2 separate regions of the Homo sapiens genome follow, and region 1 is linked to region 2. Evidence: chromatin contacts called from ENCODE Hi-C data. All regions are on one chromosome and are shown on one strand. The core of a region is the stretch at or near the end of the contact, and the rest is flanking DNA. Distances in the headings are between cores, read along the strand shown.

What was found. Hi-C counts contacts between places; a loop is a spot of excess contacts on that map. Pooled maps may share reads with other maps.
Region 1: a pooled map shows a loop between it and region 2 (5-fold over the local background). The contact joins the enhancer-like site here to the promoter of CAPN14 in region 2. A Hi-C loop is called at or near these places in 2 of 37 single-sample maps with no recorded cell type and 2 of 50 pooled maps.

The regions. Positions count from the first base shown.
Region 1 is chr2:31,810,508-31,815,686 of GRCh38, reverse strand. No RefSeq gene overlaps it. Among named protein-coding and RNA genes, the nearest start is that of LINC01946, 9.1 kb to the right of the region's middle. RefSeq lists a silencer at 3,371-3,450. Within about 2 kb of position 3,491, at least 10 of the 41 ENCODE cell types and tissues checked have a DNase peak (open chromatin) inside an H3K27ac peak, as active enhancers do.
Region 2 is chr2:31,213,229-31,218,852 of GRCh38, reverse strand. It overlaps CAPN14 (calpain 14), which reads left to right and starts at 1,338. Exons shown (of 22, transcript NM_001145122.2): 1 at 1,338-1,397. RefSeq lists enhancers at 3,714-4,214, 4,215-4,715.

The DNA of each region.
Region 1 (5,179 bases), core at 2,242-4,741, 590 kb before region 2:
TAGGTCAGCTTTGCTTTTCTAAAACCAAATTAATCTTAGCAAAACTTTTATGTTGAGTGCTGAGTTGCTTGCATCTAGCTTATGTCCTAAGTATTAGATCAAGCATTTTGTTGCGAGCATATCAGCATACCACCTCAGTTCTAGGGCTTTCTGACTTGTAAATTGTTTGTTTGCTTTTTCTTTCAACTACTTATATGTTTGTTTTAATGGGGGAAAACATTGGGCAACTCTGTTTGGCAAAAATATAGAGTCAGTCATCAAAAATTTTATAATGATTGGCTACCAATTAAAATAAAGTTGGTTACCGTTGCCAGGAATAATACAACAAACAATAGGAAAATATCTAGATGATGAATTTCAAATTCTAAGAAGATTAATTAACATGTTGATCTATCTAACTCATAGTATTTTGAAAGCACTTGTTGATTACTAAAAGATGAAGATGGATGGACAGCAATGTGTTTTTGCTCAGTGCTGTCTATTTCTGTGAATGATGATCTGTCTTCTCAGGGCTTAAGAACATCTCCAGTGGGTGACTGAGATTATTGCAAAAAACCTTTGGCAGTTAGTAAAACTAGAATACAACTAGGAATATTTTTAGAGTGTGTGTGTGATCTGGGTATAATCTCACAAATTAACGGAACTTCAATTATTATAAACTGAAATTAAGTAATTAACATGTATATGCTGTGTTGGGGGGCACTAAGGGAAAACAGATACTTGTCCTAGAAAAACATTTCTGAGAATAAACTTCCTGTGAGATAAGTTTGTGTTTCGGGTTTAAATTTTGAAGCACAAAGTTTTTTTTAATTGAAAAAAAAAAAAGAGAACATCTCCAGTGAAATAAGAATAAACCAACCAACCACAGGAACTAAGCTAGTTAATGTGCTTGTTTCTGGTGGAGCAATATGTTGTTAAAAAAAATTAAAACCATGGCTGAGCATGGTGGCTCATGCCTGTAATACCAGCACTTTTGGAGGCCAAGGCATGTGGATCACGAGGTCAAGAGATCGAGACCATCCTGGCCAACATGGTGAAACCTTGTCTCTACTAAAAATACAAAAATTAGCTGGGCGTGGTGGTGCGTGCCTGTAGTCCCAAGCTACCCAGGAGGCTGAGGCAGGAGAATTGCCTGAACCCAGGAAGCAGAGGTTGCAGTGAGCCGAGATTGTGCCACTGCACTCCAGCCTGGGTGACAGAGTGAGACTCTGTCTAAAAAAAAAAAAAATAAAATAAATAAAAAGCTCAAAACTAAACCTCCATTAAAGTAATATCCTTAGCAAATAGGATTCCTTTTACATGTAATAATTCAGTTCACTCAACAAAGCAAACACTATTGGCTTGAAACCTGCATTTTCTGTTTTCGTAACTCAGACTGCATGAAATTCTGAGAACCTTTAAAGAGGTGTAGTAATTCATCCCCTGCTGTTTGGCATAAAGTGGGTGAAAAATTGGAAATAATTTTTGTGGTGAAAACTAATGGAACAAGGTTAGAAATAATAAATTATATAGAAGCATATATTACCTCTTTAAATGGATGTCCTGGCTGCAGATCCTTTGAGATTCTTTCAGCTTTTCCTGCTGCCTACCTGAGAAGGCCTAATGATCATTTCTAAGGACTGCTCAGTTTTTGGATTCATATATGGATGCAGCAAGGAGAAATTAGTTCATTATTTCAGATAAGCACCAGGCACTTGTGGGAAAAGCCCAATAGGGTTAGAATTTCCACTTTCTTGAATTATTTACATTAATTATGGTAATAAAGAAATGATTATTGAAATCTGAAGACTTCAGAACAGATTTAACATTAAGGCTAATTAAAGTATTGATATGGACAGGAGGCAGGGAAATACTGGGTAGAAGAAGGTGGGGTCCCTGGAGAGGGCTTCATCCTCAGGCCTGGACCCATGGCCCTAAATGAAAACATGCATTCCTGTTTTCCTGCCCAAATGTTGCCTTTTCCAAAATGACCCTGGCCCACCAAGCCCCCCATTCTGTACTCATAAAAGGCCCAAGCTCCACTGGCAGAGGAGCAGAGTGGCATGGCAGAGGAGGAGAGAAGAGAAGAAGCATCTGAACGTTGAGAAGAAGCATCTGAACGTTGAGAGGAGTTCAGTTGGGGATGGTTGGGAGGCACCCTGGCTCCTGCGCCTGCTCACCTGTGTGCTCCCCCTCCCGCAAGGGGAAGGTGAAGACTATCTTCCTACTCCATCCACTTTCTAGCTCCCCATCCTGCTGAGAGCCACTTCCATTGCTCAATAAAATCTTCTGCATACACCATCCTTTGATCCGTTCGTATGACCTGATTCTTCCTGGATGCCAGACAAGAATTCGAGATGCATTGGGTGTGGGGACCCAAAAAGGCTGTCACACTGACTCTTCACTGAGCTGTTCAGCACTTAAGCCATCCGTGGATGGGAAAGCTAAAAGAGCATTGTTTGTAACACATGCTTTCTGGGGCTCCAGAGGTCGCGGGCAACTCCTAGATGCTGCTGTGGGCTGGCTGGTGGCCAAAGGCACTTGCCCTGGCTCTTGCACCTGCTCACCTGTGTGCTCCCCTTTCCACAAGGGGTTCGAGGGTGGTAGCTGAGTAAAATGAGCCACACCAGTGTTGCAAGTCCCAGGAAGGGGTCAAGGGATCTCTCCCATCTCAGCGTTTTATCCAAAGTCTTTAAAAAGAAGTGGGTTGGATTTTATATCTATGACTTAATAGTATTTAGGGGAGAATAAGAACCCCCTGAATATAACTGACCAAACAAAAACCCAAACTCACAAAAATGAAAACACTCTATATACCAAATACAGAATTCTATGTTAACTGGTTTTGTAAGATGTCAGAAAGACCTGTGTTCTAATTTCTGTTCTGATTCAGTTGTTTAACTTTGGACAGCTTGATAGTCTCTCAGAGCCTCTGCTCCTCACTAAAAGAGGGAGTATAATATTTTACCAATAGAGATGTGGTGAGGAGTGAGAGAAGTGATCTCTGGGAGAGTGCCTGGACCACATGATTCATAAATGATTATTTAGGGCCCTCTTCTTTACCTTGAAGAATAGCCAGGGTTGACAGTTTAGGGTGCAGACACACAATTTGTTTCAGTGCTTAAGCCAAGTCCCATCTCCTCTTTACTCCTTCTGCTCCTGTACCCTCTCCTGCAGTGTGAATGAGAGAAGTTCTCTTCTTTTGATATACAGGTTTGGATAGAAGTAGCCAGGAGAGTGACCTGTCTGTCTTCTTTCTTGCTGTCCTGTGTCCTTGGTCTTGTTTACAGAAGGCTGTAGCCTCAGTGCTCTGGCCAAGCCAGGCTCTAGTGTTGAGTCATCATGACTGAGATAACATGGGGTGAGTTGACAAGCTATGTGGGGTGCTCAGAGCTGGTGTTTTCAAATTCTTTTGAACTGCTTTAGAGAGGGCACCAGCCTTGGTTTAGGCAAACTTCCTCCCCATGACAGTCAGACTTCTCCTCTAACCTTCTAGATGTCCTACGCTCTGTCAGGGCAAGGAGTGTGGTCCGGATGTCTGATTCTAAGAGGAAGTGCTTCTGTTCTTGCTTTCAGTTCTGATTCTGTCTTTAAACTTCAGGTTTTCTTTTTCCAGGGGGATTTAAATTATGTTACAAGCTTGCTGTAGGCCAAATGCTTTATATCCATTAACCCACTTAATTCTTACAATGGCCCTGCAAGATCTCATTTTACAGATGAGAAAATTGAGACTTTAATAGCTATTAGGACTTGTGCAAAGCAACATAGTGATAGTACTATTGAAGCCCAGATATGTTTTACTTGAAAGCTATTAAATATTTTCTCTCTCAATTGTATTTACCTTCTTCCCCCTTAATGCCACAGCCCCACAGGAGAGGTATCCTGGCCTGGGGCAAGTACTAATTTAAAGGATTAATTTGCCCAGTAAATCCCGAGATGGGTTCTCTTTCTCTAATGGTCTCATCCCTAAGATGTCATTATAAAAACTTTGCCAGCTGGGAAAAGATGCAAAGGACTCCATAGCATCAATGAGTACAGCATGTGCTCATAAAACTGGTGCTTTAAAAACAGCTACATTTTACTGAGAGAATTAAATAACCAAAAATCAAGGCCAAGTCTTGCAATTAAACAACTGGAGCTGCATTAATTATCTATGAACGGTATTCTGACGAGGTCTTTGGTTCTAAGATTTTGAAGGAAGCAAGAAGAGTACAGTATTCAGTGTTCTATGAGACAGAAGATCCGGTCTTCTCAAGTTAGAAGGTCTTTTTGGGAAAAGTTATGATAACTGAATTATTTTATTGTTTTGCTATTTAAAAAGCTCTTTTAAGCCTACAGAGCAGAACAAGCTGGCTCATCTCTGAGCACCAGGGCTAGATCAAAAGTGCATCAACTTTTTTGAAACCAAAACCAAAACAAACATAAATGATATTTCTTCTAAAATTGAAAAATAAAAATTAATGGGGAATAGTCTGGAAGATGGGGTAAAAAGAAGGACAATTGGATTTTTTTTTTTTTTTTTGGAAACAGTTTTACTTTGTTGCCCAGGCTGGAGTGCAGTGGCACGATCTCGGCTCACTGCAACCTCTGCCTCCTGGGTTCAAGCAATTCTCATGCCTCAGGCTCCTGGGTAGCTGGGATTACAGGCGCCTGCCACCATGCCTGGCTGTTTTTTTCTTTTTTTTGCATTTTAGTAGAGATGGGGTTTCACCATGTTGGCCAGGTTCGTCTTGAACTCCTGAGCTCAGGCAATCTGCCCGTCTCAGCCTCCCAAAGTGCTAGGATTACAGGTGTGAGCCACTGCACCCAGCCAGATTTTTTAAGAATTGAACTTTCGTTCAGAATTTGAACTCAGTGTTAATTGAATCTGTTTGAACTTTCATTCAAATGTAAAGGTCTGGTCCCAGGACTAGAAGAGTTACTGTAACATTATACGAGAGACTCTCCTCTGTTATTCACATTTAAGTTTAGCAATTGGTGCAACGGTATTCTCTTGCTAGTCTGAATGGATGTAGAAGCGTGCATGGACAGACAGTGAGTATAAACTGTTAGCCTCACCCAGAAATAATCTTAGAACTCACTGCAACAGATACAAATCTTATCTAACAAAACATTTGGGGCTTAAGGTGGCTTTTTAATTTCAAGCAGTATTCAACATGGCATACTTTTATTGTCTTAGAATTTATTTATTCTTTTAGAT
Region 2 (5,624 bases), core at 89-2,588:
TAGCTCAGGAAGAAAGCTTTGGATTTGATTTGACAGTGGCAGGGAGACAATTCCTTGACAAAGATGAGGAGAAGTTAGTGGAACCTGACACCCTGGGACTTTAGCCCCATCTCTGCTGTTTACTGGCTGCGGTTATCTTGGGCGAGTTGCCATGCTGTGCCTCCGTTTTCTTTTTGTAGAATGTGGATAATAATAGCACTACCTCACAAAGTTGTGAAGATTCCATGAGATTCTGCATGCAATGTGCTTAGCATTGTGCTTGGCATGTCATAAGTGCTCAAAACGTGTTGGCTATTATTATCAATATTAGTTAATTTATCAGTACTAATAAAATGGGTGGAGTGATAATCACACAAAATGATTGAGTTGGAGAGATTAGAGTCAAGGCAGAGGCCAAGAAGCAGGCGGGGAGGAAGAGGACAGAGGATTTCCACAGGCAAGGGACTCTGATTCCACTGACACATATTGAGCACCTCCTGGGTACTAGGCATGGTTCTGGGTTCTGGGGATCCTAGGTGTGCAAGCGTGGAGGCAGGCAAGCTGGAACCAACTAAGCTGCTATGATGGAAATCTGTGCAAGTGGTGGTGGGAACCTAGGAGAAGGATTTGGGGGTGGGGGTGGGGAGGGAGTGAAGAAGTCTAGAGCAACCACAGGAGGGCTAAGAAATGCTTTAAGGGAAGAACAACCAGATTTGGAGCAACGGGACCCAAGGTGAACTGTGAGGAGACAACCAGTGGGAGGTCAATGTTCTGAGTCCCAGATGGCCAAAATGGGGGATTTGGAAAGTAGGTTGGGAAGGAAGAGGGAGCGATCTCAATAGCACAAATGAATCACAGATTTCCTCCTTAGCAGGAAACATCCCTGAGGGCTGCCTCAGACTCTGACAACCATAAAAGAAAACCCACAGCCACCTCTTGAAAATACTTTCCAGGCTTCTGTCAATGTTAGTTTAAACATAGGGATGTACAGGAATCTCTGTCTTGGTTCTTTGGTGTCCTGGGAGTTGTGGGGAGGTGAGCAAGCAGTATCATGTGCTCCTGCAGTGAAATGCTTTTCTAGGTCACACCTGAAAGTACCCTCCCCAGGGTTGGAAGTGAGAAGATGACTAACTCTCTCTCATTAAGGCATTACTGAAACAGGCTTTCTCTGTATGGTGTTCTAAAGAAATAATTGGATTTGTGTAATCCAGTCGCAAAGCCCTGGGTACTCCACTCCCTTCCAGAGAACACACAGTGGGGAGGAACCAAGGTCCTGGGAGGTGGGGTCGCAAATTCTTGGCTAAACACCATGTGTAGAAAGGACCCATATATAAGAGGTGGTTTCAGGCTGCATGCTTCTGACTGCACCGGGATTAGAGCTTGCCCAGGCGCTTAAAGAAGCAAAATCTCCTGTGCAGGTAAATTTCTTTAGTTCCAAGGGTGGGTCCAAGTTAGCCCAGAGGCCCTATGAGACTCTACAGGGTCTGGGTTTAGAAGGTGAGAGGATGGTATTTGCTTCTCCTGGTTTGAGCTTTGCAGGTGAGTGTATACAGAAAAAACCCTGGAGTCTGGAGATTTCAATTTTGTCCTCAGTTTTGCCATCACTTATTAGTGTGACCTTGAGGAATAGACTTCAGCCCTTTGGCCCCAATCTCCTCATTTAAAAAAAAAGATGGGAGTATCTTTGGGCCTGGGTAATTTCTGAGGTCCCTCCAGCTCTGGTTTCTCTCGAAGTCATTTGGTAGAGTTACTGATGCTGCTAGGTGCTGTCATTTCCCAGAACATAGGCCATCCCAGTTGTCTCCTGAGCCTCCTGATGAGAAGGAATCTGGGGGCAGCCAGCTTATCACTGAGGCCTTATGGGATCCTCAGAGTCAAGGAGGCCGACTGTTCTCTGTTCTGATAAGCAGTGAGGCTGGGCTGACTTCCTGTATGAAATTAGATGTGAAAAACACACTGGGACGGTGACCACACTATAAGAGTGAAATATTGCCTCAAATGATAGCTGTCAGTGTGGTGCTTGGCACGGCCCTTGCCTAGATTAGAAATCTCGAAATTGCCCTTGTCTGAGTGGTCTGCTGGCCTATGGGCACTGGAAATCACTCCTCAAAGCTCTGGAGGACTCCAGAGCGAGGTAGTCGGCTCTCAGTTCAGCTTATAACCCTCTCCTATGGAGGCACAGGGTGACAATGTTTTGGTGGGTGGTACCTAAGTGTTTCAGCCTGGGTACATCTTCCAGGCCTGATAGGGTGAGGGGTGTCTTTGACTTTCTAGGGGGAGAATTCTTGGATGAGTTAGGTACTGGCCATTTCACAGAGTGGGCACCTCATGCTGAAGAGTGAGGGCCCTTTCTAGAGTGTGAGCCTGGTCGTTGGACTGTGACTTCCTCGAGGGCAGAAATTCTGTCTAATCCATCCTGTACCCCTACCATCTAGGGCAATGCCTGGCCCATGGGGAAGCATGCAATAAAGCCTTGTTTAAATGAATTGATTCTCCCACTTTTCAAACTCCCTTGTAAATCTCTCTCCTGACCATCAAAACAAGCAGTAGAAAAGGAATGGAATTGATGTAACTATCAGTGGTATAATTGGTTTGGTGATAGATCGCTCGACCTCAAGGGTAACCACTAAGCTAATTTCTAACATATAGATTGGTTTTGTCACTTTTGAAAGTTATGTAAATGGAATCAAAGAGTTTTTGTGTCTGGATTTTTTCTACTTAATATTGTTTGTGAATCTCATCATATTGCAGCATGTAATTCTTGTTTGTTCAGAGCTGTGAAGTATTTCATTGTATAAATGGTTATCACTATTATTAATATTTATCCATGTTCATGGACATTTGGGTAGTTTTCATTTGGGGATATTTTGCATATTTCTGTTGTGAGTATTCTTGTACATGTCTTTTGGTGCATAGATTTAAGCATTTCTGTTGGGTAATAACCAGGAATGGAATTGTATCATATAGTTTGTATGTGTTTAGCTATAGTATTTACTGTCAAATAGTTTCTTTTTTTTTTTTTTTTCTTTTTTAAGATGTTTCTAATTGACTTACTTTTTCCAAAAGTTTGCCTGGGTTTTTAACTGCATACTTTGATCTTCTGGAGTAGCGTTAATCAGAGCCTAAAATGACCGGCCAAGTCTTCCAGCCCAGGAGTGGGCTTGGGAGAGGAGGGGGCTGTTAACCAGCATTCTCTCCCCAGTTCATGAGTGTGAGTGAAGGGCAGGAAAGCCCCACAAGGAGAAGACAAGAGGTTTCCAGGGAAGGCTCTGGAGAGGAGGGACATTTGCCCTGAGCTTTGAAGGATGAGGGAGATTTGAGGTAGAGGGGGTCAGGAGGAAGCGACATCTCCTTTGTAAGTTTGGACAGAGCAGAGGGTGTGTGGTGGGGGTTTGTGTACACAGAAAGGAACTAACACACCAAGAGCCTGGCCATTTGGACTTGAGGCCATGAGCTGTGTGGTTTTGAGGGCGTGACGTGAAATGGCCAGTCCTATGGCAAATGCAGGATCAGAGGAGGAGATGAGCTACCTCAGTCTGACCGCTCATCTAGCTCAAATTCCATGACTCTCTGAAGATGCAAATGCCCCTGCAAAAAAAAAAAGGAATGAATTTACATCTGCTTTAAAAGTCTTTCCTGTCCAAATGTGTTGTCAAATGTTCAGAATCATTTGATATTTTGTTTTAAAAAATCAGAAGGATTGGCTCTTTAAAAGCGTGGGAATGGATAGAAAAAGAAGAGTAGGGGATGACTCTCAGACTAGGGTGCCGCTACCTCTTGGGGTTGAAAGTGTCAGAGCAGGGCAGCTGGAGGGGAACAGAGTGACTCCACTGAAGTCATAGTTTAGGAGGAGGCTGTACAAAGAGGGTGTGCCTGTGCCGGAGAGAAGAGATGATGCCCCAGGGCTCCCCCAACAGTCAGGCCAAGCAGGCCATGACTCCCTGGAACTGCTCAGAGGTCCTGTCAGTACATGGGGGCACTGAATTGGATGACCACTAAGTTCCTTCTAGCCTCATATTTGGTTCAGCTGCAATGAGCGACGCCAGGGTGCAACTTCCACAAAGGCCGAGCGGATGTTCCTTTGCTCAGGGAAAGCTGTGTCCAGGTCGTGGCAACTCAAGGTGTACACCCATGCTCCAGGGAGTCTTATTCTCTGCAAAGATTTGTGACTATGCAGTGTCTCATAAAGTCAAATGGAAGTGGGGCAGCTGGGGGTGAGTAGGGAGCTCCAACAGCCAAGTTCTTAGACCTCCATAGAGGCATGCAGTCAGCCCAGGGGACGCCTACCCCAGCATTGCCAGTTAAGGGACTTCCTGCCGCTTCTCCCCCACCTTCTCCCAAGGTGCATGTTCCCTTTGGAGACTTGTTTTTTCTTTTAGGTCTGACCTTGGTTTTACTTCCCCAGGTTGCTTTGACGTGGATCCCACATACCACCCAGGAAAGGAGCCCTAAGGCAAGCCTGGATGAGCATTTTGGAGGGGAAGGATGTTAAAGAGGCTCCCTCAACCTAAATCAGGCCCCAGCAATGTGATCAGACACCAGAGGAGCAGCCAAGTGATTGACAGTTCACAGGAAGTTTTTAACTTCCTTTATCTCAGTTCAGCTTCATAAGAGGGGAGGGGAGGGCACGCTTTATTGTTCTTTACATTTTCCAAGTGAAGAAACATCCATCCCTTCTGTCAGTGAGTCAATTGGCCAGCATTTATCAAGCATCTGTTTATTCATGGTATTATGTGACTATATCATGAATGATCACATCTGGGAATACAGATTTTAAAAAGCCTATACCATTCTCGCCTTCAAGAACTCATAGTTGGGCCACATTCATCATTGTTTACTGAAAGGCAAATGTCTGCTCTAATAAATGAAGAATCATGCTTGGGGTTTTCTGTTAGAAACTTGATCTAAATGCAGACAGATGTCTAAACAGTAAAAGAAAAACAATTTAAAGCCTTTCAAACCATTAACATTACAAAATCATTTCATCTTTTATGAACAGGTCATGATATGTACATAGAGATGCTGTTTTCCTGTTCGTAATCAGTAACCACAGAACCACCTGAAAACTGCCCAGGAATGTCTGATGTTATCACATCTAAATAAGGGATTAGATGTGAAACTTTAGCAGAGAGAAACTGCAGGCCACATTTGCAAGTGTTTTGAGACATGATTGTAACTGTAAATGTTAAGGGTCTATTAAAAAGTCAACGAATCAATTAGAGATAAAATTGTTTCATTAAGATAAATTCTTAATGATGGATTCAACCAACCACATTTTAATCTGTGAGTTCCTACTTGGAGCTTACCCCTGTGCCTAGCCCTGCAACAGCAATCTACCTGGTTAAACAGTGCTTTAGAGCAGTGCTCAGCAAACTTTGCCTATGAAGGACAGCATAGTAAATATTTTAGGCTTGTGGCCCCTAAGAACTCCGTGGCAATGACTCAACTCCGCTGTTGTAATGCGAAAGCAGCCACGGACAATACCAGACAGATAAGTGTGGCTGTAGTTTCAGTAAAACTTTATTTATCCAGGCTGTAGTTTGCCAACTCCTACTTTAGACTTTTGTCAAGTCTTTTCACACGATTATCTCTTTTGAGTTCTGAGAGTAGGCACAGTACATGTCATCCCATATTGAGGGTGAGGA